Regions from separate parts of the Homo sapiens genome. Here regions 1 and 3 are each linked to region 2. The links are chromatin loops, found by intact Hi-C in ENCODE. Cell type or tissue: Caco-2. All regions are shown on one strand.

Evidence for each region. Peaks named below come from ENCODE experiments on the same cell type or tissue, not always from the same donor. Only the 100,000 strongest peaks of a DNase experiment are listed, where the experiment ranks them.
Region 1: a loop joins it to region 2, with 5 times the contacts of the local background. A loop is called at or near these places in 3 of 110 quality-filtered maps.
Region 3: a loop joins it to region 2, with 4 times the contacts of the local background. A loop is called at or near these places in 9 of 110 quality-filtered maps.

What each region holds. Positions count from the first base shown.
Region 1 is chr7:142,898,461-142,906,460 of GRCh38, reverse strand. No RefSeq gene overlaps it. Among named protein-coding and RNA genes, the nearest start is that of TRPV6, 17 kb to the right of the region's middle. RefSeq lists a silencer at 4,354-4,554. In Caco-2, no CTCF peak of the experiment used is centred here; DNase peaks (open chromatin) are centred at 4,890 and 7,380.
Region 2 is chr7:142,953,031-142,961,030 of GRCh38, reverse strand. KEL (Kell metallo-endopeptidase (Kell blood group)) reads left to right here. Exons shown (of 19, transcript NM_000420.3): 4 at 1-103; 5 at 2,603-2,727; 6 at 3,058-3,204; 7 at 6,504-6,566; 8 at 6,659-6,847; 9 at 7,075-7,223. Among named protein-coding and RNA genes, the nearest start is that of KEL, 5.3 kb to the left of the region's middle. RefSeq lists an enhancer at 2,538-3,253. In Caco-2, no CTCF peak of the experiment used is centred here; a DNase peak (open chromatin) is centred at 3,720.
Region 3 is chr7:142,876,197-142,884,196 of GRCh38, reverse strand. It overlaps TRPV6 (transient receptor potential cation channel subfamily V member 6), which reads left to right. Exons shown (of 15, transcript NM_018646.6): 2 at 6,171-6,268; 3 at 6,424-6,546; 4 at 6,918-7,055; 5 at 7,360-7,458; 6 at 7,614-7,789. Among named protein-coding and RNA genes, the nearest start is that of TRPV6, 5.5 kb to the left of the region's middle. RefSeq lists a silencer at 2,979-3,273. In Caco-2, a CTCF peak has its summit at 3,098 (motif pointing left); a DNase peak (open chromatin) is centred at 3,116.

The sequences.
Region 1 (8,000 bases), 55 kb after region 2:
CCCATGGCTAGTCTTGAACTCCTGGTCTCAAGCAATCCACCTGCCTCGACCTCCCACAGTGCTGGGATTACAGCATGAGCCACTGCACTAGCCCTGTAATCTTTTTAATACTTGCTTAACTTGTCTATAAACTTATATGTCTTTTGATTTGAGCCCTTGGCCTGCCCCCAGGTATTGTCCTTTGTCCTGGCTTGTGCACCTGGTATGTAATTAAAATTGCTTACTGCCTAGGTTTTTCACTAAAATAAGAATTACTAAGAGTTAACATTATAAATTAATGAATGTAATTAAAACTACTAGGTACATACAATGTGTATTAAACAGGTAGGCTGTGTTTTTTTTTGGAGAACAAATGTTAAAATAAGTCATGGGAGTGTGGTTCTTTTTTAAGAGAAAGTGTTTTTTTCTAGTTTAGAGGATTTTAAGGACTGTTTCAAGTTAACAGAAACGACAAAACTGAAGGTTTAAGCAAGTCGTAGAAGGTTTGTGGAAGATTGATCTTGTAAAAGGAATTTTGTGTGTGATCAAGTTTGGCTAAAATTTTAAGGGGATTATTTAGATATTATACAAATTGAACATTCATATAAATAGCACATTGATGCAGGGTCAGAATCTGAGCACCTGTGTGAGGCAGGATTTTCTTGGAATATTGATGTGTTCTTTAACACAAATTTGTAAAGTTTATAAAAGCCTCATGGAAATCTTACCTTACAATCAAACTAATTAAAATTTGGTAGATTTGCTTATAAGATTCTATTAAAGCTTTAGAATTAACAATACAGTAATACAAAAATAAAATTTGGTTTTCTCTTTTAAATAAGATTTTTGTATAATATTAAGAGATAGTAAAAGATTTTCATTTGCCCTTTGAATAAACTGCCAAAAAAATTAAAGAAGAAGGAGAGGAGAGACAGATTCAGTTGGCTTCACACTGTCTCTATTAGGTCCTATTTTTTAGAAAACTGAGGTCTTCTTTATCAAGGAGTAAAGATTTCTGCTTTTTTTTAAAATTGGTGAGTTATCACTTTAGCTAAATGATTATAATGACCTGTAATCTCATTTTGCGATATCAAGTGCTTTAAACTTTTAATGTTGGACTAACTTTCCAAGATTAAATTCTAAATGCAGTCTTTTAACCTCAAACTGACTTTTAAATGTCCAACAGAGGCATATTTGGCTTATTTGATATGTTAAAATCATACAGGAGGCATTGCCAAGTATAAAATGGTGTGTAACTTTCTTTGAAATATATTTATATAAATGTGCTATTGTTATGTGTTCCAAAATTGTATAATATTCTTATAATTTTAATATGTCTTGGTATATGTGATCAGTAATAATTATAATTATGGTAAATTATTGTGTGCCACAGAAATAACCAGATTTCCTTGTCAATTATATCTTTGACTGTGGATATCTTTTGTCATTCACAATTATTATTTTACTTTGTTCCTTTTCAAAAAGTTGCTTATAATCAGTTATAGGACTCTGATGGTGTATTAGTTCATTCCCATGCTGCTATGAAGAGATACTTGAGACTGGGTAAATTATAAAGAAAAGTTTAATTGATTCACAGTTCTGCATGACTGGGGAAGCCTCAGGAAACTTAGAATCACTGGAGAATCACCTCTTCACAGGGTGCCAGGAGAGAGAATAAGTGCCAAGCAAAGTGGGTAGCCCCATATAAAACCATCTGTTGCCCATGCTAGAGTACAGTGGGCAACTCACTGAATGAGTGAGTTCTCATTAGAACTCACTAGCATGAGAACAACATGGGGGGAACTGCCCCCCATGATTCAATTACCTTTCACTGGGTCCCTCCCACCACATGTGGGGATTATGGGATTACAATTCAAGATGAGATTTGGGTGGGGACACAAAGCCAAACTGTATCAGATGGATACTTTTAAATGCAGGTTTCTGACAGCTTTGGAGATTGTGCCATTAAAATAGAGGAAAAAAATCTTCCAGGACACTCCTGGAGATCTGATGTATTCATGAGGATTGTTGACCCAATATCAAATAGAACAGAGGTTAATTGCATGAACTGAGCTAATAGAAGACTAAAATAATTTTTTGTGTGATCTTTTTGTCTGAAACATTGGTGATTCTTTTCATTTTTTGGGTTGTTTACAGCTTTTAACAATTGAGTAAAATATGCTCTTGTGAGCAAAATTTAAAGCATATTTCTTTCTCTCTACCTGATTTCTCCAGAATTTGAAAACTATTTTTGAGTATTCTTAATTTATAACAATATAGTTATTTGTATGAGCTCAATAAGAATCTGCTTTCTTTTGTAACAGGACACAATTGGAGACTATTATTTTACTAAAGCTTTGACTAGAATGAAATATTTTAAGCTATAAACAAAACAACAAACTGTTTTAAGGAATTGCCATTGACTTATAGAGCCAATAAAAGATCCTTAAAAAAACTGGCCTTGTACCTTGCCTACACAATTCTTTTACAGGGTTCCCAACCTGTGATAAGTAAAGAACGTTACTTTCTGGCAGGCCCGGGAACCCCAAGTTATCTTGGGATTAAGAAGAGAGGCATTCGCCCAGTTCATACAGATATCTGCAGGCACAAATAAATTCTTGACTGGGCTTGGGGCCTTTAAAAAGTCTAAACTAAGATTCCTTAAATAAAAAAGTTTCCAGCAAAGTCAATTTTAAAAAAGCCTAAATAGAAAATAATTATTCTTGCTGCACTTTATACAAAGAATCAGGTGAAGTATAATACAACTAAAGCTTTTCTACAAATAAATTAGTCCTACTATGATTTGTCTTTGATAAAAATGGAGGACTGAGATAAAAATTATGTTTTTTTTTTTTTTTAAAAAAACATATAAAACACCTCTTCTTAGACCCCACCTTATCAATTGTTTCTCAGTTTCATTCTTTGTTAAAATGCATTTGGACTGAATCCTAAGTCCTTTCCTGGCTACAAGTCTCCAAACTACTGTTCATTTTTTTTTTCCTTTTTCTTTCATTTTTTCCCTTTTTTTTCTCATTTGGAATCTAGAAATTAAAACTAGAAATTTTAATTTAAAATTAAATTAAAATTAAAACTGTGCTTTTCTTAAAGTTCTGCCAAGTGAAACTTGAAACTTAAACTTTGGGAAAAGTAACAGCAAATTATTTATATATATAAACCACTTTTGTGCCTGCCTACTCATTCATGGACTTCAGAGCAATATAGCCTAAATCAGTTTTCCAGGATTACTTTCCCCTTTTGTTGTCATGATCTTTCCTCCTTTTCTACTGGTTTTCTTTCTCTCTTCTTTCCCCTATTTTTCTCTGTGGAACATGAAACTTCACAACCTGCTAAGAATGATCCTTTCTAAAATGAGGGACCTAACCCTCTAGAAATAAACTGTCCTAGTGACAAGGGATCAGACCAAACCTGAGATCAGACACTCACTTTCTTCTACAATGCTTTCCCTGAAAGATTTGGAAGAACAGGGTGGGAGGATGTGAAAGGAAAATAACATCTTGGGACCTCAAACTCACTATGTGAAAGGGAAAAGTTAAGTTTGGAAACTGAGTCAAACTTTTGGAAGTTGCCTTTCTTCCAAAAAGTTTGGAAACTGCCTGTCTTTTTGTTCCTAAACAGATAGCCTCAAGACAGAAGGCCACATTAGCTCCCCAGATGGCCTCCTTCACCCTGACATTATAAATTAACAGTTTATCTTCACGGGTACAGGAGAAGAGAAGAATAGAAATCGTCCCTCCTCCTACCCTGGGATGAAGGCATATTTGACTTCTTCCTCTAATTTACTTTGTCTTATGTAAAGTGCAGATTTACTGAGCATGACACAAATACATAAATGACTGTTCCTCTGTCCCCTGCTTCTCACATGCAACATGTGGATTCAGTGAGCACTAATCAAAGCCTCAAAAGAATGTAACCACTTGTCTACTCTCCGCCACTTTTCTTTAACTTTTCTCCTTCCCCTCCTGGCCACTTAACCCCTTTAAATATTGAAGCCTTCAAAACCCACTTTGGAAAAAGTGCAGGCCTCAGATCTTACTGTGGCCTGTGTCTCTTTTTCCTGTGTCCTCAACCTTGCAAAATAAACCTGTAAATTGATCGAGACTTGTCTCAGACATCTTTTTCTCAGTTTACAACTTCCACTCCTGTGCAAAGCTAAACTCCCATCTGTGTTCTAGATCCATTCCTCACTCTGTCTTTTCACACCCTGTGTCCATCACTGTCTCCTCTGACCCCTCTCACGTGTGTATCTTCAACTTCTCCTTCTCTGGTAGCTCTGTCAGCAAATAAGCATGCTCTATTCTTTTGCATTTTCGAAGAAACTGCAAACTCCCTCCCTCAACCCCACCTCTTCTTTCAGCTACTCCCTGTTCAGGGCCAAACTTCTTAAGAGTAAATCCCATTGTCTACTGGCCTCCCACTGACACCTCAACCCATTGTGATTTGACCCTGCCTTCTCCGTGATACTGATACCTGTAGTTAAATCCACTGAACAGTCTTAGTTTTGCTTGAACACTCGGTAGCATTCAGATTACGGTTAATTGTGCGCCACTTCTCAACACGTCTTGTGCCACATATCGCAGCTGTCCTGGCTGCTTCTCCTCCACTGACCCCTTAAAGATTTTCAGTCCACAGGCTGTTTTCCTTACCACCTGGGTAGTCCTGCCTAATTCAATAGATTACCATGCACAAGCTCAGAATCCCTAGCTCCTTATCGTCACCTTAGATCTGTCTCCGGAGCTCCAGGCATGAACGGCTTGGACGCCTATTGATTGGACCGCTCTACCTGGATGTTTTACAAACACCTCAAACTCAACATGTCCCAAACTGAACAGCTTTTCTTCCTCACCAAACCTGCTCCTCCACCAGTGTTTCCAACCAAGTATGTGGTAGCACAACAAAGTTGCCTAAGCCAGGATCCTAGGCGTCCCATCCTCCACACCTCTATCTCAACTCTCATATCCAGTTGATCTCACGTCTTGTGGATAGTCTAGTCCCTAAATTTCTCCTTTGAAAAATAACTAATTTTGATTAGATAACACATCACAAGGTACAAAACCCAAACAGCACACAAGATATCTAGGAAAGTAAGCTCTCTTATCTCTGTCTCAGCCTCTTGCTTGTTATTCTCAGGGACATTCACTAATGAAAGTTTATTATTTATCCTTCCAAAAATACTCTAGACATTTCCAAGTATATGTATGTATATGTTTATCTTAAAATACATATAATAGCTTAGTAGATTAGAAAAGGAGTTGTTGCTTTTGTCACTTAGGATATTTTAAAGTGTCTCATTCTGCACATGATTTTACCATGATGTATTATTTTTATTCCTGGGTAGTGCTATATTCTCCTTCCCCCTGGCTTTCATAATTTCTGGACCTTTCTACCCCTCTGCCTCCATTTCCTCTTTCATTGCTGTGCCTTTTTTTTTTTTTTTTTTTTTGAGAAGGAGTCTTGCTCTGTCGCCCGGGCTGGAGTGCAGTGGCATGATCTCTGCTCACTGCAATCTCCACCTCCTGGGTTCATGCCATTCTCCTGCCTCAGCCTCCCCAGCAGCTGGGACTACAGGCGCCCGCCACCACGCCCGGCTAATTTTTTGTATTTTTCGTAGAGATGGGGTTTCACCGTGTTAGCCAGGATGGTCTCGATCTCCTGACCTCGTGATCCACCCGCCTCAGCCTCCCAAAGTGCTGGGATTACAGGTGTGAGCCACCTCGCCCGGCCCATCGCTGTAACTTTTATTCATCCTATTGGTCTCAGCTTAAAGATTATACATTTAGGGTGGGTGAATGTGCACATGTGTGGTAAGAGAGGGGGCTCCCTGACTCACTCCTAGACTAGGTTAGAGACTACCTGCTTTATGTTGCTAGACCACCTATATTTTCTTTTTATTACACACACTGGACTTTATTGCACTTGTTTGTTTAAATGACTATGAGCTCCACAAACGTAAAGATGATGTCCATCTTATTCACCCTTGTATTCCCAGTACCTGGCATAATTCCTAGTACAATGTATTGTGAAATGAATATTTATTAACTGAATCTATGAATGATTGACCTATTTTTATTCTGACTTTTCTTACTGGCCACACATATTTCCACTTTTTTTCTACCTGTCAAAGGTGGTAAAAAAAATAGCTGCCTTTTGAGTGAGGTTGTAGTAATTAAAGATGACCACATAATATGAGTGGAAACACTTTGGAAAGAATAAAAACCAATGCAAATGTGATTGCTAGAACATGTTTTTAGCCTAAATATACGTGTGTGTGAATATGTATTTGTGTGTGTGTCTGTGTGTGTATATATGAGACACAGAGAGAGAGAGTGAGAAGAAGGAGGAGGAAGAGGAAAAAGGTGGTGGAGGAGAAGGGGCAGGAGGGGGACTGACAGAGAAGAGAAGAAGGAAGAAGGGGAAAAAAGATGAAGAATAAGAGGAGGAGGAGGAAAAGGGGGCAAGAAGTCCTTCAGCAAAGCTCTGGGACAGCACTTACTGTCTGGTATGTGGTACCCTCTGTAAGAGGCATTAAGATAATCTGTGAGATTCCACATCTGCCCTCAGGAGCCCAAGTGAGAAGGGAAGAGAACACATACACACAGACATCAGCTCACTGCAGGGCAGATGTGGGAAGTGACCCGTGTGCTAAACGAGATGGCAAATGTCTCTTCCTGCCTGGCAGCTGCAAGGCTTCTATACAGGACTTCAGAGACAGGGACAGGGAGTAGAAGAAATATCCACTGCTCGTTCTGCCTCAGGAATTCTTCAGGTACCCACAAATGGTTACTATTCTTCCCCCTCTGTCTCCCCCATCCCTGATTATTTCAGAATATAGAATGCAAAAAAATATTCATGCTTCTGTATGTCTCATAGGCCAGAGGCTGGAAAGCAATGAGAAAATGTTGTTCTCAGCCGGGTGCAGTGGCTTATGCCTATAATCCCAGCACTTTGGGAGGCCAAGGTGGGCAGATCACCTGAGGTCGGGAGTTCAAGCCCAGCCTGACCAACATGGAGAAACCCCATCTCTACTAAAAATACAAAAACTAACCAGACATGGTGGCACATGCCTGCAATCCCAGCTACTCGGGAGGCTGAGGCAGAAGAATTGCTTGAACCCTGGAAGTGGAGGTTGCAGTGAGCCGAGATCGTGCCATTTCACTCCAGCCTGCACAACAAGAGCGAAACCCCATCTCAAAAAAAAAAAAAAAAAGAAAAGAAAAGAAAAAGAAAATGTTGTTCTCAGAGGCATCACTGGACTTTTAAAATGCCTCCCTCCCTCAGACGTTTGCAAAGTATGTTATTGACAAGGTGCTGGGTTCTGGTAAGAACAGCTGAGTTGCACCTGAGGAATGGCTGTGCCGGAAGCCTCAGGAATGGGGGCCAGAGGTCAGCATTCCTCCCCCTGTGTTGCATCTGAAGAAATGCAAGATAAGGTCTGGGCAGAGCTGAGGGAGGGGAAAAAAAGGAGGAGGGAGAGAGTAAGCCAAGGTAGGGCTGTCTTAGCAGGTCCTTAGAGCAGGATGGCATTGCATGGCAGGGCAGAGAAGAGACATTGGAGAGAGAGAGAGGGGCCAACAATGGCATCCAGAAGGCTGCTTGGCACACCTGAGATCACTCCAGGAAAAACTGAGAGAATGCCTTGACATGAGGTCAAGGATCATTTACCTCCTTGAGTCAAGCTCACTTGTTTCTTAAAGGTTAATGAGGAAAAGATGAGAAATGGGCATGGTGAGAAATACTTTAACCAGGTAATGCTGAGTGATGTCATGCAGACAGGGAGAAGTTGGTGAAGTGTGGCCCCCCTCTCTCTGCCCTGGGATGGCAGCCAGGTTGGAGCCACCTGGGGAAGGACTGGACACACCTTCTTCATTTTGCTTGCACCTCTTTGTTATCCCTGGGTTTGAGGAGGCGGCAATTAGGATCAATTGAGCCTGAGGGGGTAGGGGCTTGTGCAAGCCAGCTGCAGCATGGCAAGCCTGAGTGTGTGCCTCCACACTTACCTGTGC
Region 2 (8,000 bases):
TGCACCGACTTCTTCAGCTTTGCCTGTGGAAGGGCCAAAGAGACCAATAATTCTTTTCAGGAGCTTGCCACAAAGAACAAAAACCGACTTCGGAGAATACTGGGTGAGGAAAGCAGGGTGGAAGATGCTCTGTGCAAGTGGGTGACTCTGTGCCTAAAATGACCATGACTGCTCCAAACCCTGTGTAGTTGTGGAACAACTGATTTGCACCATCCCAGGTGGGATTATACGGGTGGATGATTGGAGATGATGGGGGAGTAAAAGAGGCAGGATGGCGGGAGCTGCCTGGGTTTGCTCATCTCTCACTGTTTCCTGTTGCCTTGCCTTGGGTACCCTTCTTCCGTTTCTCTTGGTCCCTTTCTGCATTTTTTTCTTTATCTAATTTCCATCTTCTTTGCTTCTCCATGTATCCATAATTACTCCATTCTCTCCAACTTGTCCCTTTTAGCAAGCTCCATCTTTGTTGCTTCCTCCAAATGTTCAGTTTCTATCCTATGCATGGTGTTTTCCTCCACAAGCATCTCTTCAGCATCTCCTGCATTTCAATTCTTTTGTCCATCACTCTCATTCTCTAACCTCCAAAACCTCAGTCTCCCAATGACTCCTTGTCAACATTACCCTCTCCCTCTCACCATGCCGGAGCTCCCCTCTCTCACAATGATCTCTTGCTTCTTGCTTCTCCATTGAAACCTTGAACCATGGCAAGCAAGTTGACCTGGAACAAGTGGGATGTTAGAGATGGATGATTGGAGATGATGGATGATGGTGGAATGAAAGGGGTAGGATGGTGGGGTGAGAAGTGAGAGAGGGCTTCATCACTGTGCATAAGAGAAAAAGTGGGTAAGTACAAAGGATATGCTGGAAGAAGAGGAGAGCTGAGTTAATTGGCAGTGGAAGTAAAGTTCCTGCAGATGGAGGCTGGAGAGGAAAACTGCCAGGACTGAGAGGAAAACCAGAAGGATGAGCTGAAACTGAGTAGGAGGTTGGAAGTGCGTCCCAGGAAGTTGGTGGATGGTGGTGAGGATTTGGGAATAAGAACATATAAGATAGACATGCATTTCCAGTGCAAGGGAACCTAAAGAATGTGTTGACACTATCAATTAGAATCTGGGAAAAGTAAATGCACCCCTCTGCCCTCTTTTTTTGATGGGGAAAGAGTGGGAGGGGGCCTCTCTTTGGGTAAATGGATACTTTCAGGGAAGGCACAGAGATAAAAAGAAAAAATATGCTCAGGATAAATTATATTGCCTACAATGGGATGAATAGATATCAGGGGGACTGAGGGTGAAAAGAGTGTTAGATATTAGAGGGTGGATGATTCAGAGAGACTTGCATTTGATTATTGTAGTGTGTTTGTTTCCTGGGATCAATGGATGAGGAGTCTGGACTAGAAGAGTCTTCCCCTGTTTCTTCTCTTTGCTAAACCTTTCCTTATGAGTTTTCTTCTCTCCAAATCCTTAAAGTTCTCTAGTTCCCTGAATTTGTCTAATTTCTTCAATCATTTCTTTTGTCTTTCATTTCTCTCTTTTCTCCTTTGCCCATATCCCACTTATTGCTACCTTTCTCCTTTCTTCCCTGTCTTTTCCTTCTTGGTTTCTTCCCCACATTTCTTTTATTTTCCATATTGTCTTCTTCTCCTCATTCTCTTTCCCTGCTTTCATCATTTCATCAAGTTGATCCATTCCAAATTGGGCAGTCCTCTCATCTTTCTTATTTTCCTCATCTCTATTCCTCCCCCTCCTTCCATATTCTGTGGGAGTCTTTCTTTCCTGTAAGCTCCCTGTCTCCCACCCTCCCTCTTTGCCTCTATACCAGTTGCCACTCCTTTAATTCTCCTGCCGACAAAAAGAGTCAAACTCTGTAAAATATTTGAAAAGATTTATTTTGAGCCAAATATGAGTGACCATGGCCCATGATACAGTCCTCAGGAGATCCTGAGAACATGTGCCCAAGGTGGCTGGGGCACAGCTTGGTTTTATACATTTTAGAGAGTCATGAGACATCAATCAAATACATTTAAGAAATACATTGGTTTGGTCCAGAAAGGTGGAACAACTCAAAGGGGTGGGGGTGGCTTCCAGGGTACAGGTGAATTTAAACATTTCCGGATTGACAGTTGCTTGAGTTTGTCTAAAGATCTGGGATAGATAGAAAGGGAATGTTCAGGGTAAGATAAAGATTGCGGAGACCGAAGTTCTTTTGAAGTCTTATAGTGGCTGCCCTTAGAGACAATAGGTGACAAATGTTTCCTATTCAGATCTTAGTTAATCAAAAGATCTAGCTATGTTAATGAGATATGTTAATAGCTAATAGAGATGCTTTACAGATGCAAATTTTCCTCCACAAAGAACAGCTTTGCAGGGCCATTTCAAAATGTGGCAAAGAAACATGTTTTGGGGTAAAATATTTTTGTTTTCTTCTTTGTCTCGTAATGTTATGCCAGAATCAGGTTAGAAAGTAAATCATGTTACATGGGTTAAATAAAACCCATCTGATGAGAACTTATGATATAGGGCATGACTCCCCAGACCCCTTTGATAGGAATTTGGGGCAAGATAAAAAAAATCAGAGTTTAGTCCTCACTCCCATGCTTCCTTTCTAGAGGTCCAGAATTCCTGGCACCCAGGCTCTGGGGAGGAGAAAGCCTTCCAGTTCTACAACTCCTGCATGGATACACTTGCCATTGAAGCTGCAGGGACTGGTCCCCTCAGACAAGTTATTGAGGAGGTGAGAAAAGTTGGGATATTAACTTTTCTGGATACATAACATATGGGACCAATGCATGCTTAGGGCTGCCATTTTTTTTTCTAGAGGGTGGGTCTTCTTCCTAGGGCCCCCCAATTTCTAGGAGGGAGATGGAGATGGAAATGGTTATGCCCTATGAAAGTATCAGGACCTTGGGAGAAGGCAGATAAAAAAGGATAGATGTGGCTTCCTAGAGGAATCGAAGGGCGCAGGGCAGAGGTCAGGCAGTAGCAGCTGTGTAAGAGCCGATCCAGACAATGGGGGATGGGCTCCACGGATCCTTATGCTCAGCCCCCTCTCTCTCCTTTAAAGCTTGGAGGCTGGCGCATCTCTGGTAAATGGACTTCCTTAAACTTTAACCGAACGCTGAGACTTCTGATGAGTCAGTATGGCCATTTCCCTTTCTTCAGAGCCTACCTAGGACCTCATCCTGCCTCTCCACACACACCAGTCATCCAGGTGAGGGATGCACTGGCGAAGACACAGTTGGACCTGGCCTGCCTCCAACTCTAGCCAATCATCCCTTAGAGGAAGGTTGCAGGTTGGGAAGAGAGGACACCTGTGTGATATAGGAAACAACCCTACCTTAAGGGAAAATTATTGATGTGAAAGTCAGGGACATTAGCTGGGGGTGGGAAATGGAGCAGCAGAGCCAGTGCTGGGAAGACAGAAGTAGGCCTGGTCTTTCTTACTGTTAATCTGGATTAGTCTCAGAGCCCCTTAACCAGTCCTCCTATCTCTAGGATTGCCCTCATTTTATTTACTCTTTATTTTTACTAGAGGGAACTTTTCTAAACCAAGGGCTAACTAACTATGCTACTGTCTGTATTTAAATGCTTGTCAGTGACCCAGTGGCTTGCCAGGTCATCAGAATCTAGTCCCTAATCTTTAGTAAAGCTTTGCAAGCACCTTGTGATCTGACCCCTACACACTTCTCCAGCCTTATCTCCCGTACATTCCTTCTCTCCCTTACCCCCAAGCCATGCTGACTCACTGCTGCTTCCAGGAATATTCCTCAGTTCTTTGCCTATGCTGCTCCCTGTGCCTGCAACCATCCCCCACACTGAACCTGGAAAACTTACATGTTTTTCAAATGTTGGCTTTATTATCTCTTCCAGGAAGTCTTCACCGACACCCTAGTTATGAGTTAGGTGAAGCCCTGCTCTCCCTACTTTCGTTTCCTCATGCTCTCAGCATTTATCACTCTGTGTTGAAGATTGTGAGCCTCTTTAGAACAGGACCATGCTTTATTCACCTTTGTTTCTCAGGACCTATCACAGGGCCAGGCAGCTAGAAGTTTTGCCAGGTATTTGTAGTGAGTGAGTAACTAAATAAAAACACTGGAGCTATCACTCTTGTGGTTAAACAATGTAATGCTATCTGCATATTTGGGCCCTACTGTCAAAAGAGCCACAAAATTACCAAAGGATAAGTACAAAAGAAGAATTGATTATCATTATGAGGTGTTCTAAAATTTAGTTTTAAACAGTCTGCTCAGGAGTTTAACTGATGTGGCCTTTAGGGGCCGGTTAAGATCTGGTTAAGGAGAGGCTCAGAGAGGAGAGAATGAGAGAAGGTGAGCTAAGCCAGCCTTGAAACATGGTTAATTCACACAAGTGGAGGTGAAGCTATGGGGCGTTGGAAATGCTGAGCCAGGGGGAGGACCTGGAATGGTGTGATTCCTTCGTGGAGTCAGTGAGGAGGCTGATCTATTTAATTGAGGATTTGGGAGGCAAGGTGGGGTGCAGTGGGAGGTAAAAGTGAGACTGAAGACATAAGGTTGAGCCTGATTATTTCTAAGAAGCCAGGCGAAGGTGAAACATTTGACATAATAGAAAAAAAAAAAAGAGCTACTGAGGCCATCCAACTCTTATGACAATTGTGCATAGAGCAAGTATTTTGATGGTTGTGCGTAGAGTCAGCAGTTTTGAAGGTCAGTCTGGGGGTGTTGAGGAAACTAAATGAGCATTTTTGAGGCCCTGAGATAGAGGTAGAAATGGAAAGGAAGAGCCAGGCACAAGGATTTAGGCAACTTCACCCTAGTGATGATAGTTCATGCTGTTTCTAGAGGATTTGGTGACTGATTGGATATAAAGAAAGAAAGTGGGGGATTACACAGTGATCCCATTGTTTTGATTTAGTGTGAGTGGGAGGAGGGTGATTATCATCAGTGTGAGCCTGGATAGTCTCTTGGGTTAAAAGCAGGTAGGAAGAATGGACTACAGAAAGAGAAGTCCAAAGACTGAGGGCAGAAGGGAGCCAGGGAAGAGAGAGTACTATTGGAGAGATGGGAGCTAGACCAGTATGGTGGGCCACAAAGGAAAGAAAAGGAGCTTCAGGAAGGAGGGGTCAGCTCAGAGAAGAAGGAATGAGAAGACACCCTTGGATACCTAGAGATACTTTCCAAACAGTTATGGCAGTGGACACAGACTGCACAGAGCTTAGGAGGAAGATAAGAAAGTGGAAACAATGGGCATAGATGCTTTTTTGTTCTTTGAACTGTGGACATACAATGTAGCAAAAGGGTCAAGTGAAAGTTTTTTTCGAGACAGAAGGAAAAGTATATGGCTCAAGATAAGAGTGGGATATTGAAATTGGAGAAGAAAAGGGAAAGAGTAGAAGCAAAGATCTTCAGAATAGAAACAAGGGTTCATCAGGGCCAGACTAAGGTGAAATATACATGGTGCTTACCTGGGGTGCTAATTTAAGAAGGTCCCCAAAACTCAGTATCATGATAAATAGTATTTTATTAAATATTCCTAAAAAATCAAAATCAATGCAACAATACATGATGGAACAAAATATCAAACTTTTCTTCATTATGAATTTTTTTGAAAAAAGATTATGCTTTTTTTCCCAAAAAATGGGACAAAATTCTGTGTGAATCTTTTTGAAAATACTAATTTTTTTATTCAAAATGAATCAAAAATACATTGAGGACTTTTCTTGAACACATCATGATTCTTTTCAAAATTGACTAAAAGTATGTTTTTTTGGGGAAAAAAAGTCCATGATAAGCAAAGTTTTGAGATTTTATTTATCATACATTTTTGGTAGTAATTTTGATTTTTTAAAATGTTAATTATTTATCTTGATTACTGAGTTTTTTTAAAAAAGAGTTTATTTGAGCAAAGACTGATTTATGAATTGGGCAGCATCCTGAAGCAGTAGAGGTTCAGAGAGCTCCACCCAACAATGCAGGCAGGCAGTATTTACAGAAAGAGGAAGTGACACCCAGAAACAGCTTGATTGGTTACAGCTTAGCAATTGTCTTTAATGGGCATGGTCTGATCACTTGACAGCCTGTGGTTGCCTGAAGATCAGCTGGTATGGCTGGCTGAGATGGAGCTACCTGTTGCAAGAATATACTCCTAAGTTAGGTTGCAGTTTGATTACTGAGTTTTTGGTACCTCTTAGATTTTGTACCTGGGACAGGTTCCTCACCTCACTCACCCTGGCCCTGTTCCTGAGACAAGGAATAGCTCCTTTTAAGATGCTGATTATCATGCTTCTGCCTTGCTGGGCACACCCACACTGGTTGTAATACTCACCATCTCTTCCCATTTTCACATCTGGACTCTTCTTCTCATGCCCCTCAACCCTTAATCCCTCCCTTTCTTTGTACTCTTGCTTCTCTTCTGTCCAATCTTTGTGTCCATCTCCCAAGGCCATCTCCCATGGTATATTCCCCACCTCCCCACACCTGCCCTCTCCATCCGCCATGCTCCCTGCTTCTCTCCAGTCTCTCTTGTGCCCAGATAGACCAGCCAGAGTTTGATGTTCCCCTCAAGCAAGATCAAGAACAGAAGATCTATGCCCAGGTAAGATGGCACATGGACAAAGGCCCTGCCCTCTGAGGCCAGGAGAAAAGCAGGGACCTCTGGCACCTGTGACTGACATTTCCTTCCTCCAGATCTTTCGGGAATACCTGACTTACCTGAATCAGCTGGGAACCTTGCTGGGAGGAGACCCAAGCAAGGTGCAAGAACACTCTTCCTTGTCAATCTCCATCACTTCACGGCTGTTCCAGTTTCTGAGGCCCCTGGAGCAGCGGCGGGCACAGGGCAAGCTCTTCCAGATGGTCACTATCGACCAGCTCAAGGTGCCTGGAACTGGGGGCCAGAAGACTGTGGGCATGGGGATCTTCCTCTCAAACATTACCTCCTTTCCTTCTTCCTCCTAGTGCCCTTAATACCTTTTCATTCTGTCTCTGACTCCATCCCCTCCCCCAGTTAGCCTGTTCTCTTCTTTTTCTCACACCCAAGGGGAAGCCCTTTCCCCTTCCTTCTCTTTTCCTTTTCCCCCTCAGCTTTGTGTCCCTCCTCTAAGGAAATGGCCCCCGCCATCGACTGGTTGTCCTGCTTGCAAGCGACATTCACACCGATGTCCCTGAGCCCTTCTCAGTCCCTCGTGGTCCATGACGTGGAATATTTGAAAAACATGTCACAACTGGTGGAGGAGATGCTGCTAAAGCAGAGGTTCGCCGCAGGTGGGATTGGGGAGATCATGGAAATGGAGGAGAGCCTGAGCACCGTAGATCTTGGGGGCAAAGGAAACCTTGGGGAAGGCAGGCTGGTAAGGGCCTCCCAGGAGGATAAGAGGAACCTGCCACCTGTGCGGGCAGAGAAGCGTGGGGTGGGTGGCACAGAGAGGATGGAGGGATCAAGAAGGATGTGTCTTGGGAGCACGAGTAAGGGAGGATACACACGACATGAGGAACGCAGGGTCAGCCAAGACACGGGGTTTCCTGAGAGTAGAACACCAGCCAGTCAAGAGCCTCTGAGCTGTAGAAGATGCTGGAAGACCCAGACACAGAAGACAGTTAAGTGTATGTATGTCTTTTTAGCAGCTGAGGACTGTGGGCAGGAGGAGGAGGCACATGAGATGAGGAGATGAACATGGTGAAGGCTGGGGATGCTTAGGGGAAGAAAGGAAGAGGAGGGGCCATTCCTCAGGTGTGGTGTGAAGATGCTGGAGCTCTTATGGGAAACAATGTCTAAGAGCATTTCTGCTGGTGTCAGGAAATCAAGGGGGTGTTGGGGTTGGGGACATGAAAGAGTGGCTCTTTGTTGGGCTCTCTGCCTCCCCTGATACCTGGGTGGCTACCACCTGAAAGCAGTGGCTTTCTTCCAGGGGCTTGGACCTAAGGGCCTTCTTCATGGTGGCAGCAGCATCTGGAAATCCTTTTTGAGGGAGGTAGCTGCCCATTCACATGGCAGTGAGCAGGCTTACATAAGGGTGCAATGCAGCCCTGG
Region 3 (8,000 bases), 77 kb after region 2:
GGAGCACATGTTTGGCTGATGACATCTTGGGGCAACAGAATGGCATTGTTGTTAGAGAGTAGGTCGTCCTCACTGGCTTCACTCATCCTCTTCCCACTCTTAGGACCCCAGGGCCAGGGGATCCAGGCACAGAGTGCAAAAAGGCCTGGGGGATTGGAAGGGGTGGTGGAGATTCCCTGTGTGCGATATCAGGGGAGAGCAGAGGGGAGGCCCTGCGCTGAGTGGCTGAGAATAGGCTGCTTCCGCATGTCCTGTCTGCCCTCACTTTTCCTCAGATCATATGGGGGCTGCCTCTGCAGACTTTGGCTAGAAAGGCTTGATGTCACCCTTGGGAGGGATCCCCCCTCCCTGCCCTGATCTCCTTACTGGCCTCCGCACTTTCTTGGCCTTCTTCTTGCTGGATATCAGGTGTCCAGAGCAATGACTCTTCTTTGGGTGGGCACTTCCCAGAAGGATGCTGAAATTGCCTGCAAGGGGAGTTTCCTAATCTGTGCCGTCAACCAAAGAGAAGGCATGGGGGCATTGAGATAAACATGGGATGACTAAGTAAATAGGAACAATATGGACAAGTGAGGGGTGAGCTAATGGAAGAAAGGAGCACACAATGATTGAGAACCCAGTGCTGTACTAGGTACTACCACCTGCCTTATCTCCGTCATCCCGGTAACAATAATGGAAGGTGGGTCCTGTTATCCCCCTATGAATGGGGCAGGCCCAGAACCCTAGAGCAAGTAAATGGTGAAGTTGAATTTGTTCCAAAGGGGACTCACAGGGAGAACTGTGGGGTGGGATTGCGTGGGATTCCATGCGGTACAGGATGGTCTAGTGAGAAAGGAAGGCTTTGAGTCTCTCCAGGATGATCGGGAACCCAAACTCCTCTTTTTACAGTGGACGTTTCTTGGTGCTTAGCACGCAGCCCGCTCTGCTTAAATCTACATTGCTGGGATCCAAGTCGAGCTCTCAACTTTCTCCCGTGTCCTCCAGGTCATCTCCCCCTTGGGCTTGGGTTTTCTCACTTCCTGATATTTAATGCATTACACATTTATTGAACATAAGGCACTCCACCTTTCTGCAGAAAATGAATATGACACTGTTCCTGCTCTCAGGGAGTTCTCATTCCTATGACCAAAGTTTACTGAAGGCACATACGGGGCTAAAGATGGGCTTAGTAGACATCACTAGAAGGGTGTAAATGAGTGTTCTGGAAGCATAGAGGGGGAAGTGTGAGATCTGATTTCGGCTGCTGTGGGGTGTCCTGGGCAGCTTCATAGAGGCTGCTTAACCTGAACCCCACTCCAGCCCATGTGCTGGCACTTTGTCATCTAAGGAGCAATTTGGAGGGAAGGTGATGCTTGTTGGAGCTTTTTTTAGGGTTAAATACCTGTATGAAATGTGTGAATTGAGTGTCTGAAAAGTCATCCCTGGGTTTCTCTGGTATATTGTGCACGCTTGCCTTGGTAAATACTTACACACATGCCTACTTGTAAATGCGCAAATAGACATGTGCACAAAAGGAGCTGTGGCACTTAGGATGGCAGCCGATTCCAAATCTCTAAACAACCACTTTGGCTTTCTCATCCCCATTGCCAGGAACATGAGCTGGAGGGAGGTGGCCCACAAGTGCCCAATGTATGCCTCCGCCCCACACATTACCGCTCTTTCCTTCATCTGTGGTCACTGCTCAGGCTTGCCCCCCAACCTCCAAGAAAAATCAGGAGGAGCCATAAAACTAGAAGAACCACATAATTTAGTGGTCAGAGCCTGGGGCTGGATTCTTGGCCAAGCATCCTGCCTTTAACTCCGTGTGATCTTCTGGCAATGATTTGGTTATGCCGCTTCAGTTTCCTTTTCTGAAGCATGGGAGAACTATTCAGCTGGTGTTAGAAGGTTGTAAAGAGCAAAAGTGATAATGAGTGAGATGCTGCGGGAATGAGAGGGGCCATGAACTTCCCCTGCACAGCACTGTATCCACCCAGGAATGCAAGAAGCCACGCACTCCGAGCAACCCTGTTATGTACCAGCCCCAGCCCTGCCCAGAGGGTACACTCACTGGTGGGAAAGGTATTTGTGGAGAGACCAGTGGGACCCATGCCTGTCTTCTCTAACTCCTCTTCCAGCCCTGATTAAAACTGAGAATCGTGACCAAGAAATGACCAGTGGGGCATGCGTCGTGGCTCTGTCTCTGACTTGCTTCCTCCATCTGTTTCATGAGCAGATTTGACTCAGTTTCTGAGGGGCTTTCTAGCTCTAAAAATCTTATTTGAACTTTTCTCAAGAGTCTTGTGATCCTGCCTTGTTTCTCAGCACCTAAAAACCAAATTGGACCCATGCACACAGTGCACACATCTACAAGGATGGAGGAGCAGATGAGGGTGTGGGGCGGAGGAGACGGAGAGAGGAAGTCAGGAATCCTTCCCTGGTGGCCCAGAGGCAGCCCTGAGAAGGAGGTCATTGATCTGTTTGCTCAAGAAATAATGTGCTAGATTTTGTGCCAGGAACCCCTTAGTTGGGTTTTCACCAGGCTAATGTTGAACTAGACCGTTCAATTTTATTATAATTAATTGCCTAGTAAAAGAAAACATTCTAGAACCTGAAAATACCTTTCATATTGTTACAGTTTCAGATTTGCTCTATAATCTCTTTTGACTACTTCATCAGTGGGAGCTTAAAAGGCTTCATCTGACTTTTTTTTGTTTCTCCCTTAGTTGAGTATTTAGTGATCCATAAGAAAACATTTTTATGTATAGGATATTTCTGATTCCTTTTCGAGTGAAGAATCCTCATTCTAAAACGGATTATGAATCATTGTACCTCTGAATCAGGGGTTCTCCACCTTGGACTATTGACATTTTGGACAGGATAATTCTTTGCAGTGAGGGCTGTCATGTGCAGGGTGCTTAGCCGTGTCCCTGCCTTTGACCCCCGTGTTGTGATCTAAACTCCTGTGATAAGTTGCTATTGAAAAATCTATTTGTCCCCCAAGCACAGGAATCTTTGAGTAGGTCAGCTCTGTGCACCTCCTTCAGGGACCCAAGGAGAGTCAGGTGTTTTGGGGTCAGCCTTACTCCCAAGCAGGTGAGCTAGGGCTTTCTGTGCTGTCCCCTTGTGGGCATATGAGGTTATTGCAAGTAATGGCTGGGCCGGATACCTTCAAAACCCGTCCACAGGCTGGGCCCCCCTTTTTGCTGGAGTCTGGAGTTCACAGTCGGAGGAGGCTAGTTCTCTACAAACCTTGCTGGGTTGGGTCATAAGCTGGCTCTTCACGCAGGGTGTGGTCTGGCTAGGTTGCCAGATAAAATGCAGGACACTCAGTTCAATTTAAATTTGAGATAACGAATAGGCTGCTAGTATAAGTGTATCCCCAATATTGCACGTGACATACTTATACTAAAAAAAAATTGTGCATCTGACATTCAAATCTAACTGAGCATCCTGTATTTTTATTTGGTAACTCTAGCAACTCTGGGTCTGACAGTAGCTTTTTGTTTTCCCCAGGCCACTAGAGTGTCAGAATTCATAGGGAATGGAGGTTTATGGGGGACACTTTCAGCTTCAGAGACGTGTAGGGACCAAAGGGGAATCTTTGAGCCTGCCACTGACTATACCACCACTAACATCTAGGATACAGCGAGTAGAACTCTGGACTTGGAAAAGGTGCTCTCTCGGACCCATTTCTAGATTTGCCATCAATCTTTCACACATTTGGTCAAAATGGGACACAAACGTGGAAGCATATTGGAGGAGGGCAGGGAAGAGTTAGTGGCTGGTCTCTTCCCTCGAGTACCCTTAGCATAGAGGAAGGGACACAGATACATAGCAATTACAGCACCCAGTGAAAGATGCTGAAATAAAAGTAAGGCCACAGGAGAGAGTGAAGAACTTCTGAGTGTCTGTGTGTGTGTATGTGGTGCTAGCGATTGTTTTCCCCTCAGTCTAGGGTATCTAGAGAGGAGGGCTTTGTGCAAATGGTTGATGTGGTGGTGGTGATGGAGGGAATGTGGAAAACTTGTTTTGAAGCTGTGTTTGCATACCAAGTGTACTATTTTTCACTTATATGCTTGCTGAAAGTTGGCTTAGCGGGCAGCTGATGAAAATAATAATAACAGTTAATTCAAACCACCTTTTGGCATTGCTGCTGATTCATTCACTCTACAGATGGTGTCAGTGAGCATCTACACCATCCTAGGTGTATTTCTAGGCATAGGCAGTGCAGAAGACACAATGAACAATTGGCGGGCTGGGGGAGTTGGATTCTAGAAGGAAAGAGCTTCATGGGCACAGACATAGGGAGAATGGTGTGCTCTGCAGTGCTGAGACAGGATGAGACCAAAATGCCAGGTCTAAGGAGTGGGTGGGACGTGCAGAGGGTGGAAAAGTAGTTGCACAAAGACCTTAAAGAGCTTCTGTGTTCCTTATCCTTAGCATTTTGCTAATCTGGGCTAGAGAATGAAGACTTGAATTAATGAGGGTTAGCAGGAGCAAGGAGGTAGGGACTGAATGAAGAGAGAGCTTTCCATGCTGAACTGACAGGACCTGGTGGCAGCTGCTGTGCATGGGGGCAAGGCAGAGGAGATGAGTGAGCTGATGTCTCCTCTCTGATTGCCCTCCCACCTCCAGCTCTGGAGTCAATTTCTTGCCACTGCCAGCGCTTTAGAATGTGAGCTCCTGTCTATGTCTTTTTGTATGTCACATAATTGTCAAACTATGGATAAATAGAGTTATTTCATTTACTCCCATAGAAAGACCAAATGGCTCCAGGCCAAGAGAAAATTGAATCAAAGGGACCCATGTGTCTTAGTTGGGGTAAGTTCTAATTTTAAAAGAGATTTTTAGCACACAGTAGGTATAAGAATAAAGAGATGATCTGGGGATTCAGAGAAGATAATTTTGCCTAAAACAAGCGAGAAGTGGATAATAAGGAGAGACTAATCTGACTCAGCAAAATAAACGGATCCATGAATCCCAAATTGGGTAAATCCAGGAAGGGTCCGAAGACAGAATGGGAACATTCAGATGCACATGAAATTCGATGAATGAATCCTCTAGATTGGATTCTCTTTTTTCTCTGCATCTGTCATTGTTGGCCATAGTTTGTGTCTTAGGGGCCAATAGCCGAAACAAAGTAGTATCTAAAGCCCTCTAGACAGCTGGTCTGAAAATGATGGAGAACACTGTTTCGCAAACTTTAATGTGAGCTGTTTGGAAACTGAGACCCCTGAGCTTGTCTCTGATTTATCGCCACCGGTTTTTGCATGCAAGGACCACTTAAGCAATGCTTCTCCAACTTTCATATGCCCAGGAATCAGCTGGAAATCTTCTTAAACTGCAGATTTGGATTCACTAGGTGGAAGGGTCCGCCAGAGCATTTCCATTTCTTATAAGGGCTCATGTGCTGCTGCTGATCCAGGGGTCCACTTTAAGAAGGAAGGCTGTTGAGATGATGTGAGAAGAAAGACGAGAGGCAGAAAGGAAGAGACAGAGATAATGAATGAATGAATGAATGAATGAATGAATGAACACCTATGAGGAAGGAAGGCCTGGAGCCAGGCTTGTTCTTATGGTCCACTGTTCTTTTGTGTTAAGCCCTGAAGATGCTATTGTTGGGAGGGAAGCGCCAGGATCAAAGGGTTCTGCTGAGAAGGTTGAGTAGGCAGAGGATGGTGCAACAGGAGAAATCCTGCTAGCCTGTGCATATGACTCCCTCCACAAATATGAGACAGGAATTCCTTGCACCCCTCGGTCCATGCAAAACAAGGCTTATCCTGGAGGGCAATCTCAGGGCACCTGGTGAGGGTCAAACAGGACCACTCCAGGGGTAAACTGGTTAGCAGGTAAGCACATGTCTACATAGAACTCCTCCCCTCCGTACCTGAAATGCACTGATAATACATTCACACATGATACATTCTGGTCCCAGGACCCGGTAGGGGGGAAGGAAACCAGTCACGGACAATCTCAAAACGCATGCTAAATGGGCAAAAAGTTGATTGTATTTACTGACTGTAAAGAGAAAAGACATCAATGGCCCCACCTGCCTTGATTGAAGACCCTGAGGTTCCTGCTGCTGAGGCACACACATCTGTGTATAATAATGGAGTCAAGCCAGGGCCTCTCCCTCCACAACTAGGTATGCTCACTGTTTCCAGCTTTCCTATTCCATCCCTTCATAGGATCTGGGAGTCTCCTCTCCTTCTAGCTGCCAAAGATAATGATGTCCAGGCCCTGAACAAGTTGCTCAAGTATGAGGATTGCAAGGTGCACCAGAGAGGTAAGAAGCACAAATGCAGCATGATCTCCTAGGTGAGCCCCACACATGGGGCCTCCCAGGAGTGCCCAGGACCTCGTGCTGTTGGCCTCTGAATCTATCGTCTCCAATCCGCTGTCCCACAGAAGCCATATAACCCACCTCTCTGTAAATGCCAGGAGCCATGGGGGAAACAGCGCTACACATAGCAGCCCTCTATGACAACCTGGAGGCCGCCATGGTGCTGATGGAGGCTGCCCCGGAGCTGGTCTTTGAGCCCATGACATCTGAGCTCTATGAGGGTGAGGGCCCACGGGTCTGGGGTGAAGAGCAGGAGTGACTGGTTGGGTATTTCAAGTCAGTCTCTGTGATGGATAATTTGGGAAAGACACAGGGGATCTGAGCCTCCTACTCTTTTTTTCTCTTCTCTGTCTCCCTTCCGTGTCAGTCCTGACTGCCCATCACTAGAACGCCTGCCCCCTGAAATGCCAGGGGCCTAGAGAAGAGGAAGAGATGGGCAGCAGCTGGATCCCCTGGGAATCCTGAACACCCGAGAGCTCCCTGTTCTCCATCCCAGGCTACCCCTGAGGGAAAGAGACTGGGGTGCATATGGGAGGGACCCCCTGCAGGATCCTGGGGACAGACCCGTGACTGACAGCTGTCTCTGGGCCAGGTCAGACTGCACTGCACATCGCTGTTGTGAACCAGAACATGAACCTGGTGCGAGCCCTGCTTGCCCGCAGGGCCAGTGTCTCTGCCAGAGCCACAGGCACTGCCTTCCGCCGTAGTCCCTGCAACCTCATCTACTTTGGTGAGAGCAGGGCTGGGCTTGGAGGACGGGCAGTTGGAAAGGTGGGCAAGGCAGGGCAGGGCCAGGCAGAGGAGGATCCTGTCTTCAGCCGTATCTGTTGGGCAGCTGGGAGGAGCAATCCTTCTAGGGCTTAATTAGACTAGAGGCCAATTTACCCCACGACCCTTCCTCTGGTTCTGCAGGAAAAGTGTCCTCAAGCCCTGAGCTGAGATGTGGGGGAAGATAAGGCTGTCACTTGGGGGAGACTGTCCACCCCATCCTGCCATCCTGCACTCTCCTACCATAGATCTCTCTGTGTCCACAGGGGAGCACCCTTTGTCCTTTGCTGCCTGTGTGAACAGTGAGGAGATCGTGCGGCTGCTCATTGAGCATGGAGCTGACATCCGGGCCCAGGACTCCCTGGGTAAGAGCTGAGATGGGGAGGGGAGCTGGGATGCTGCAGGGAGTGAGGGACAGGGTGAGGAGAGGGGCTGGGACCTTCAGGAAGACCTCAGGGTGGGGATGGGGACATCAGGGACTTTAGGCCAGTGGCCACATGATACCCTGTGTCCTCCCCAGGAAACACAGTGTTACACATCCTCATCCTCCAGCCCAACAAAACCTTTGCCTGCCAGATGTACAACCTGTTGCTGTCCTACGACAGACATGGGGACCACCTGCAGCCCCTGGACCTCGTGCCCAATCACCAGGGTCTCACCCCTTTCAAGCTGGCTGGAGTGGAGGGTAACACTGTGGTGAGAGACGGTCCCCATCCCTGAGGTGTCTTTCTAATGACCCTCAACCTATCCCGCTGGCCCTGGGAGAAACAGAGGTGAACGCGATCCCTGATGCTTAGATCCCATTCTCAACTCAGAAATTTTTCAACCCCTCCCACTGTGGTTACCTGTTCCCTTTCTTGCCCACTCCTTTTCCCCTGAGGCATTGGGGGTTACAGAGTCTAGATCC